2 separate regions of the Homo sapiens genome follow, and region 2 is linked to region 1. Evidence: chromatin contacts called from ENCODE Hi-C or POLR2A ChIA-PET data. All regions are on one chromosome and are shown on one strand. The core of a region is the stretch at or near the end of the contact, and the rest is flanking DNA. Distances in the headings are between cores, read along the strand shown. Region 1 overlaps RBM39 (RNA binding motif protein 39). Region 2 overlaps PHF20 (PHD finger protein 20).

Evidence for each region. A loop is a pair of places that touch in the nucleus more often than their neighbours do. ChIA-PET counts read pairs that join two places held with the same protein, here RNA polymerase II (POLR2A). Pooled maps may share reads with other maps.
Region 2: POLR2A ChIA-PET joins it to region 1 with 11 read pairs in activated T-cell. The contact joins two enhancer-like sites. A Hi-C loop is called at or near these places in 1 of 168 maps with a recorded cell type or tissue (posterior vena cava) and 3 of 50 pooled maps. POLR2A ChIA-PET finds 5 or more read pairs at or near these places in 10 of 52 experiments (A549, A673, AG04449 and 7 more).

The regions. Positions count from the first base shown.
Region 1 is chr20:35,719,174-35,723,973 of GRCh38, reverse strand. It overlaps RBM39 (RNA binding motif protein 39), which reads left to right. Exons shown (of 17, transcript NM_184234.3): 9 at 2,097-2,234. Among named protein-coding and RNA genes, the nearest start is that of RBM39, 21 kb to the left of the region's middle. Within about 2 kb of position 1,318, at least 2 of the 41 ENCODE cell types and tissues checked have a DNase peak (open chromatin) inside an H3K27ac peak, as active enhancers do.
Region 2 is chr20:35,900,723-35,905,163 of GRCh38, reverse strand. All of the region lies in intron 10 of PHF20 (PHD finger protein 20), which reads right to left. Among named protein-coding and RNA genes, the nearest start is that of SCAND1, 52 kb to the left of the region's middle. Within about 2 kb of position 2,748, at least 4 of the 41 ENCODE cell types and tissues checked have a DNase peak (open chromatin) inside an H3K27ac peak, as active enhancers do.

The DNA.
Region 1 (4,800 bases), core at 69-2,568:
GACCTGCTGGGCTCAAGCAGTCTTTTCTCCCCAGTCTCCTGAGTAGCTAGGTCTACAGGTGCGTGCCACCACTCCCAGCTAATTTTTAAATTTTTTTAAGAAACAGGGTCTTGCCATGTTGCTCAGGCTGGTTTCAAACTGTCATGCTCAAGTGATCCTCTGGCCTGGGCCTCCTGAAGTGTTAGGATCACTTGAGCCGCACAGCGCTTTGACAGCATTTAATATTTTAGTATTTTGGCTGGGCGCGATGGCTCATGCCTGTAATCCCAGCACTTTGGGAGGTTGAGGCGGGCGGATCACCTGAGGTCAGGAGTTCGAGACCAGCCTGGCCAACATGGTGAAACCTTGTCTCTACTAAAATGCAAAAATTAGCTGGGCATGGTGTCAGGCACTTGTAATCCCAGCTACTCAGGAGGCCGAGGCAGGAGAATTGCTTAAACCCAGGAGGCAGAGGTTGCAGTGAGGCAAGATCACGCCATTGCACTGCAGCCTGGGCGACAAGAACCAAGACTGTGTCTCAAAAAGAAAAAAGAGTTACTCAAATTATTTCCTATGTTGGAAGACAAACTTAGTGGCTGGGTGTGCATTGGCGGGACCCAGGGCTGAGAAGTAGCATATTAAGTGAGGTTTTAAATTCATGCAGCAACCTGTTGTAGAGCAGTACTATCCAATGTACTCTAGTTTGTTACAAGAGAAGCCTGTGTTAGAATGCAAATGGACAACTTTTCTTTTTTTTTTTTTTTGAGGCGATCTTGGTTATGGAGGGATGACAGCTGACTCAAAATGTTTGCTTGGTGATACAGTTTTATGTTATGGCATATACACCTTATTTTATCACAAACAACTACGTTCGGTTATACCAATCTCAAGAGTATTTTAGTGAATGTTGGTTGTGTCTAACAATTCCAGGAAGCATTTTTCTCTGTATTTAGTATTTGTGGTATCAGAATGCATCTTAAGATTGTTGTCAAGAATGTAGGTTCATGATTCATTTTAGGTGTGAAATGTAGCCTGCTTACTTTTTTTTTTTTTTTTCTCTTGAGACGGAGTCTCGCTCTGTCGCCCAGGCTGTAGTGCAGTGGGGCGATCTTGGCTCACTGCAAGCTCCGTCTCCTGGGTTCACGCCATTCTCCTGCCTGAGTCTCTCAAGTAGCTGAGACTACAGGTGCCTGCCACCACGCCCGGCTAATTTTTTTGTATTTTTAGTAGAGACGGGGTTTCACTGTGTTAACCAGGATGGTCTTGATCTCCTGACCTCGTGATCCGTCCGCCTCGGCCTCCCAAAGTGCTAGGATTACAGGCGTGAGACACTGCACCCGGCCAGCCTGCTTACTTTATATGTGACTGGCATGTGCTCTGAAAACATTCTAAAATAAGCAGGGTATGATGTGGGGTGTGCTGTAGTCCCTGGCAGTCTCTAGTGGATGAGAAGGAAGGATGATCACTTAAGTTTAGGAGTTCAAGACCAGCTTGGGCAACATAGTGTGAGACTGTCTCAAAAAAAAAAAAAAAAAAGCCTCTAAATAAACTTTTTATTTTTATTTTTTTTTTTATTTTTATTTTTTTTGAGACTGAGTCTCACTCTGTCACCCAGGCTGGAGTGCAGTGGTGTGATCTCGTCTCACTGCAAGCTCTGCCTCCTGGGTTCATGCCATTCTCCTGCCTCAGCCTCCTGAGTAGCTGGGACTACAGGTGCCCACCACCGCACCCGGCTAATTTTTTCTATATTTGGTAGAGATGGTGTTTCACTGTGTTAGCCAGTATGGTCTTGATCTCTTGATGTCGTGATCTGGCTGCTTTAGCCTACTAAAGTGCTGGGATTACAGGTGTGAGCCATCGTGCCCAGCCAAAAACTGTACTCTTGAAGCTGTAACTCCCTAATTTCCTGCAGGCCCTTGGTAAAATGTTATCTACCTCCTCTTTCTGAATTTTGCATATTCTAGATGCCTCCTATTAAGTTGATATGTAGTATCTGACTTACGTAGGGTAGTATTTTTATCACTCTAAACTTTAACATTAGTTGTTATGCAAATGGAAGGTGTATGTCTTTAAACTGCTGTGTGTTATCTCTGTGTGACGTGTATTTTGTCTTCTAGGCAGAAAAAAACAGAGCTGCAGCAATGGCAAACAATTTACAAAAGGGAAGTGCTGGACCTATGAGGCTTTATGTGGGCTCATTACACTTCAACATAACTGAAGATATGCTTCGTGGGATCTTTGAGCCTTTTGGAAGAGTAAGTCCAGGTTCTTCAATGAATCTTCAGTAGGTTGTTGATCTGAGTATAACTACATAATTTCTGTATGTCTTGCTTTGTTATCTTTCTGTGAGTTAATATTAAGAGGATAAGGGCTGGTTTTATAAAAATTTCTGTGACAACATAGATTAAAATAGGTCACTTGATAGATTCTTAAAAGAATGTTACTGTTATTCATAATGCCATGTGAAATGCATAATGGGTATTAGAGTTAATAAAAAGTCCACATTGGCTGGGCATGGTGGCTCATGCCTGTAATCCCAGCTACTTGGGGTGCTGAGGCAGGAGGATGACATTAGCCCAGGATTTCAAGGTTGCAGTGAGCCATGATTATGCCACTTCACTCCACCTTGGGTAACAGTGTGATCCTGTGTCAAAAGAAGGAAAATTGTTAAATCATACGAAGACTATTATTTTTTAGTAGGATTTTTTTTAAAAGATTGTTTTTAAAAGAAAGTTGAATATCTTAAGATTCTTTTCTGTTGGCCGGGTGCGGTGGCTCACACCTGTAACCCCAGCATTTTGGGAGGGAGGCCGAGGTGGGCAGATTATGAGATCAAGACCATCCTGGCCAACATGGTAAAACCACGTCTCTGTTAAAAATACAAAAATTAGCTGGGCGTGTTGGTGCGTCTCTGTGTTCCCAGCTACTCGGGAGGCCGAGGCAGCAGAATTTCTCCCTTGAATATAGGAGGCAGAGGTTGCAGTGAGCTGGGATGGCACCACTGCACTCCAGCCTGGCCTGGCGAGACCCTTACCTTTAAAAAGACATTACTCTGTCTCCCTGGTTATGTGCTCAGTTCCAGGCCTTGGTAGCCTGATTAGATTTGCCCTTTTTCTGTCTGTTGAAATCTTCAGTGGGTGAATGCCCCTCTGGCAAGGCTGTTCTGCCTAACAGTATGTGACCCACTTCTGATCCACTCTGGTACTTTCTCCATTGACTTTTTGAGACAGAGTCTTATTCTGCTGCCCAGGCTGGAGTGCAGTGGCACAATCTCGCCTCGCTGCAAACTCCTCCTCTCTGTGTTCAAGCGATTCTCTTGCTTTAGCCTTCCGAGTAGTTGGGTTTACAGGTGCCTGCCATCATGCTCGACTAATTTTTTTTTTTTTTTTTAGAGACAGGGCTTTACCATGTTGGCCAAGTTGGTCTCATACTCCTGACCTCAGGTGATCTGCTTCGGCCTCCTAAAGTGCTGGGATTACAGGTGTGAGCCACTGGACCTGGCCTCCATTGACTTTTCTATCAGTAACATGGATCTTAGGTGGAGGTTGACATGCCATTATGTGCTATATGGAGAAATGAAGTTCAGAGCAGTTGGGGCCACATGAGCTGTTACATGGCAAAGTGAGGAACCAACTTGATCTGCTTCACAGGCGCCACGAGGCCTTGTGTCTGGCATTGTGGTCTTGAGCTCAATTCAGAGCAGCTTGGCTTTTGTTCTAGAGGACTTTGTGCTATCTACCTAAACCAAGAGTGTCCAACTAGTTCTGTGTTGAGGAGAGAAAGTTGCCAAGACTGTCCTGTCACTGTGAGGAATGAACCTTTTCCACTCAATAATTTTAGCAAAAGGCATAAATTTAAAAGGAGCTAGATAGAACAAATAAAATTTAACTTTTAAAAATATATTCACTGGCCAGGTGCAGTGGCTCACACCTGTAATCCCATCTCTTTGTTTGGGAGGCCGAGGCAAGTGGATCGCTTGAGGTCAGGAGTTTGAGACCAGCTTGGCCAACGTGGTAAAACCTTGTCTCTACTAAAAATAGAAAAATTAGGTGGGTGTGGTGGCGCATCCCTCTAATCCCAGCTACTTAAGAGGCTGAGGCAGGAGAGTCACTTGAACCCGGGTGGCAGAGATTGCAGTGAGCCGAGATCACGCCTGGATAACAGAGCCAGAGTGTCTCCGAAAGAAAAGAAAAAGAATAATCATGGATATTTGAGAAATCTGTGTACCATATAAAAATTAACATCAGGAAACAGTTGATATTTAAATTATTTTTATTACTCTAGAGTCTGATTTGTCAAACTATTTCTTAAATTTTGAGATGGGAGTTTCACTCCTTGCGCCTAGGCTGGAGTGCAGTGGTGCAGTCTCGGCTCACTGCAACCTCCGCCTCCCAGGTTCAATTGATTCTCCTGCCTCAGCCTCCTGAGTAGCTGGGATTACAGGCTCTGACCACAACGCCCAGCTAATTTTTGGTGTGTTGGTCAGGTTGGTCTCGAACTCTTGACCTCAGGTGATCTACCCGCCTCGGTGTCCCAAAGTGTTGTCATTACAGGCGTGAGCCACTGCGCCCAGACCCATTTTAGGTTTTCAGTGCCATATGGTCTTGTTGCAAGTACTCAACTCTCTTCCAAACAGCTGTAAGCTATTAAGAAATTGAGTATGGGCCAGGCACAGTGGCTCATGCCTGTGATCCCTGCACTTTTGGGGGCCGAGTCGGGTGGATCACTTGAGGTGAGGAGTTCGAGACCAGTCTGGCCAGCATGGTGAAACCTCTTCTCTACTAAAAATATAAAAATTAGCCGGTCTTGGGTGGCATATGC
Region 2 (4,441 bases), core at 1,499-3,998, 180 kb before region 1:
TACCTAGCTCTACATCATCACTTTAGAAATGAGGAGATCAGCCAGGCACGGTGGCTCATCTCTGTAATCCCAGCACTTTGGGAGGCCAAGGCAGGCAGATCATCTGAGGTCGGGAGTTTGAGACCAGCCTGACCAACACGGAGAAGCCCAGTCTCTACTAAAAATACAAAATTAGCCAGGCATGGTGGTGCACGCCTGTAATCCCAGCTACTCGGGAGGCTGAGGCAGGAGAATCATTTGAATCCGGGAGGCGGAGGTTGTGGTGAGCCAAGATCGCACTATTGCACTCCAGCCTGGGCAACAAGAGTGAAACTTCATCTCAAACAAACAAAAAAAAAGAAAGAGAAAGAAAGAAAAGAAAGGAAGGAAGGAAGGAAGGAAGGAAGGAAGGAAGGAGAAAAGAAATCAGATCTGTGAAGAGACCTGCCTGAGATCACAAAGGGAACAGTGGCAGGTTGCTACTAAGATCAGTCTACGGACTCTCAGACCAGAACTACTACTTCTGCCCAACCTTACCAACCCAGATATTGAGGAGTCCAAAGCCAAGAAATCTCTGCAGGGTACTTTCGAGTCCCAGTGGTTTTGCTGGAAGCCCCAGGAATCTCCATCAGAGAAATCCATGAGAACCCAAGTTCGGGACCACTTGAGGCCAGGAGTTCAAGACCAGCCTGGACAACATGGCAAAACCCCATCTGTACTAAAAATACAAAAATTAGCTGGGTGTGGTGGTGAATGCCTGTAATACCAGCTATTTGGGAGGCTGAGGCAGGAGAATTGCTTGAACCCCGAAGGCAGAGGTTGCAGTGAGCCAAGATCACGCCACTGCACTCCAGGCTGGGCAACAGAGTGAGATTCTGTCTCAAAAAAAAAAAAAAAAAAAAAAAAATCAGAGCATTCAGCATAAAGGGGGTACTTTTTTACAGTTACTATTATCACGCAGCACAAATCCTATAATATTCTGTTTTTCACTTAAGCAGAATGTCAAGTTCACACTGCCTGTAAACTAAAACACAGGCTGCCTGGTATCAGAGTCCCACTGTGAAACGTCTCCCAGTGAAACGTCTCCCCAACTGAACTCCCCACACTGTCTGAAATTCCACCCTGATAAGAGCATTCTCAGAAGCCTGAGGTGAAACCACAATACTATTAAGTTGGTTCTATTCTTTCAAATTTTTGGTTATCAGATTAGTCAAGTATCCAGTAAAACCCTGACAAACTGGGGCAAGGCTTTGATGGGAGAAAGGTAAGGGGTGATGCCTGGAACAGGGGTGCCTTCTGGAGAGCTGCAGCAGAATAAGGCAGCCACACTACAGAATCTTCAGCATACACTACTATGTTCACTCTCATTGATAGCCAGCTACGTGATAAACACTGAACATGTCTACTGAGCCCCATCCACATATGATAATACCGAGGCTCTTGCTGGTTAGTGGCACAGTCAGGGCTGGTGGCCAGGCTTTCAATTTTCCATCTGGATCACAGCAAGATGGATGGTCTAGTTCCTTCGGTCTGGTAACTGCTAAACGTATCAGCAATGAGGCATGGGAGATACATTTGGGTAATCGCCATGTTGTCTAGGAGGCTGTGTCCACTTGACATGTGGATGGGGGTACATTCCTTCCTGGCTGCACAAATCCTGCCCTCACTGAGAGGGTACAGAAATGATCAGACTGTGCCCTCACTGAGAGGGTACAGAAATGATCAAACAGTGGGTGAGTGGTCTGTGTGGCACATTCTGCTGCTAAATTGATCAATTTTACAAAGGACCACTTTAAACAAATTAAAACATAAGGACTTAAAAAACCTTTTGGCAACAAGTTAAAGCATAGGGATTTAAAAGACTCTTGTTTCCCTTAAAGCATTTTATAATTGTCCAACCCTACTAGTCTAGTGAGTATACAGCAGGCCTTATTTTTAAAAACTGGTAAACAAAAATCTCCAATTCACCAAGAAATTTCCAAATCCCATTGAAAAGGATCCTTCAGTATTAACAGAGAGAATAAAATCCCAGGTCAGTATAATGCATGAGACCCAAGAGGGAGACATGAAAGTAGAAAATCAATTACTCAAAAAAAAAAAAAAAAAAGAAAGGATAGGAAAGGAAAGGAAAGGAAACGAAAATCACTCAAAAAAAAAAAAAAAGAAAAAAGAAAAGAAAATCAGTCACTCAGGCTTCTTAATTATACCAAAATGGCAATGTCTTGTCTATTGGTTTTGTAGCTCATCAGTGGTTGGCTGAGTTCAGAACTCAGATCTCTGACTGCCTGGGTAAATGCTTTCACTGAGATAAAGAGACTGTGTATTCAGAGTTTATTATAGGCCAGACATTTTACAAAGCATTTCCCCTTGGGTCATTTAGTGTAACAAAGTTATGAGGTAGGTAGTACTATTATCTCTATTTCACAGATGGGAAAATTGAAGTTTCGCAAGTTCTCTGCCCAAGGTCCTGGAGCAAGCAAGCGGTAGAGCCTGTATTCAAACTCAGGTGAGCTGACACATATTACTCAACATAAACCAAGTCATGCAAGTACAGTTAACCAAGAATCCCAAAGCCAGGTGGTAGATCAGCATCTGGCCAGGAATACCTGCCCCACGCTCAGGTGCATTATACTGAGCAAAGTCCCTCCTCAGACAATTACCATGAACAGGGAGAGGCAGAGGCACTATGTCCTAGCACAGAGAGCACACACCACGATGGTCAGGCAAGCAGGACTTCCATGGGTCCCTCAATGGCCTCCTGCCTGTCAAGCCTTAGCCTTTGGAACAACCTAACTCTGGTGGCTTTGTGCTGTCTGGGGTAGGCTGCACTCTACTTCCAGTGTTGTACCCTCATCCTGCCCAGATGTCAATCCATTACGATATCCAGCACCTGCTATTTCTACTGGCTCCTGACACCTCAATGACCTCCATTTACTCAACATAATCTCCAGTCCTTCAGTGCTGGTTGTTTCTACAGTGCTGCAGAGCCCATGGGATACTGTAGTGACTCAAGATGACTCAACATAATTCCTCCCCAACAGCACTCAGAATCCAGCTAGAGAGCTCACACAAATGTACCCAACTCAGCCACATATGGCTGGATGAGAAGGATGAAATTCTAGAAAGCAAGGGGAAGAAGGAAATCCACTTCCCCACACCAGGCCTTGAAACAGGCTTATTAAAAAGATTAGCTCACAAACTAATCACAAGAACTCAGGTTTACACAGGCTTATTAAAAAGATTAGCTCACAAACTAATCACAAGAACTCAGGTTTACACTCAGAGACAGTGAGGTCTGGAGACCTGAAGAGAGTCCAACAGTGACTGAGGCAACAGATGGGATTCACAACCCATGTGCCCAGCTCCAAAACTTATGCTTTGCAGAAGCATCATTCTGTCCTTACATATTATTTAGCAAGAGAGTGATATAATCAGGTCTGTACTCTTAAAGATCGATCCGATGGCAAAATGATGGATAACCACAGTGAGTAAAGAATGATGGGAGGAAAACTGATTAAGAAATGACCACAACAACCAGGGCAAGAGAAGAAACCTAGATTAGTGCCATGGGACTGAAAAGGAGATTAATTTGGAGGTAAGTCAGATAAAAGGAAACAAACAAACATTAAAATCCTCTCAATTACATTCATTATTTCAAGTAAAAAGCCCAATCCTTTATCTTGGTATCTCTCTGCAGTTTCTTACATTCTTACTGCATTTTTACCATTTCCAAGTATATGTTTTAAGCACACTTTTTTTTTTTTTTTTTTTAGACAGAGTTTTGCTCTGTCATCCAAGCTGGAGTGCAGTGTCACGATCTTGGCTCACTGCAACCTCTGTTTCCTAGGTTCAAGCGATTCTCCTGCCTCAGCCTCCTGAGTGGCTGGGATTACAGGCACCTGCCACCACGCCTGGCTAATTTTTGTATTTTTAATAGAGACGGGGTTTCATCATATTGGCCAGGCTGGTCTCGAACTCCTGACCTCAGGCGATCCACCTCCCAAAGTGCTGGGATTTCAGGTGTGAGCCACTATGTCCGCCTAAGCATGCTTTTTATTGAGGCATAAAACATACACAGAAAAGTACACACAAATAAACACATAAACCAATACTTTTTCATAAATGAACACACCTGTATAACCACCATGCAGATCAGGAAACAGAACATTTCGGAGCCCTAGAAGACTCCCTCCTGCCCAGTTTCCAGTCCTACCCACCTCCTCCCAAAGGTAACTACTGTCCTGACCTCAAATACCATAGATTATTTTTCTTACTCATTTTTGAACTTTATATAAGCAGAACCATACAATCTGCATGAGTTTATGCTAGCTTATTTGGTTGTTGTTTTGAGATGGAGTCTCACTCAGTCGCCCAGGCTGGAGTGCAGTGGCATGATCTCGGTTCACTGCAACCTCTGCCTCCTGGGTTCAAACAATTCTCCTGCCTCAACCTCCAGAGTAGC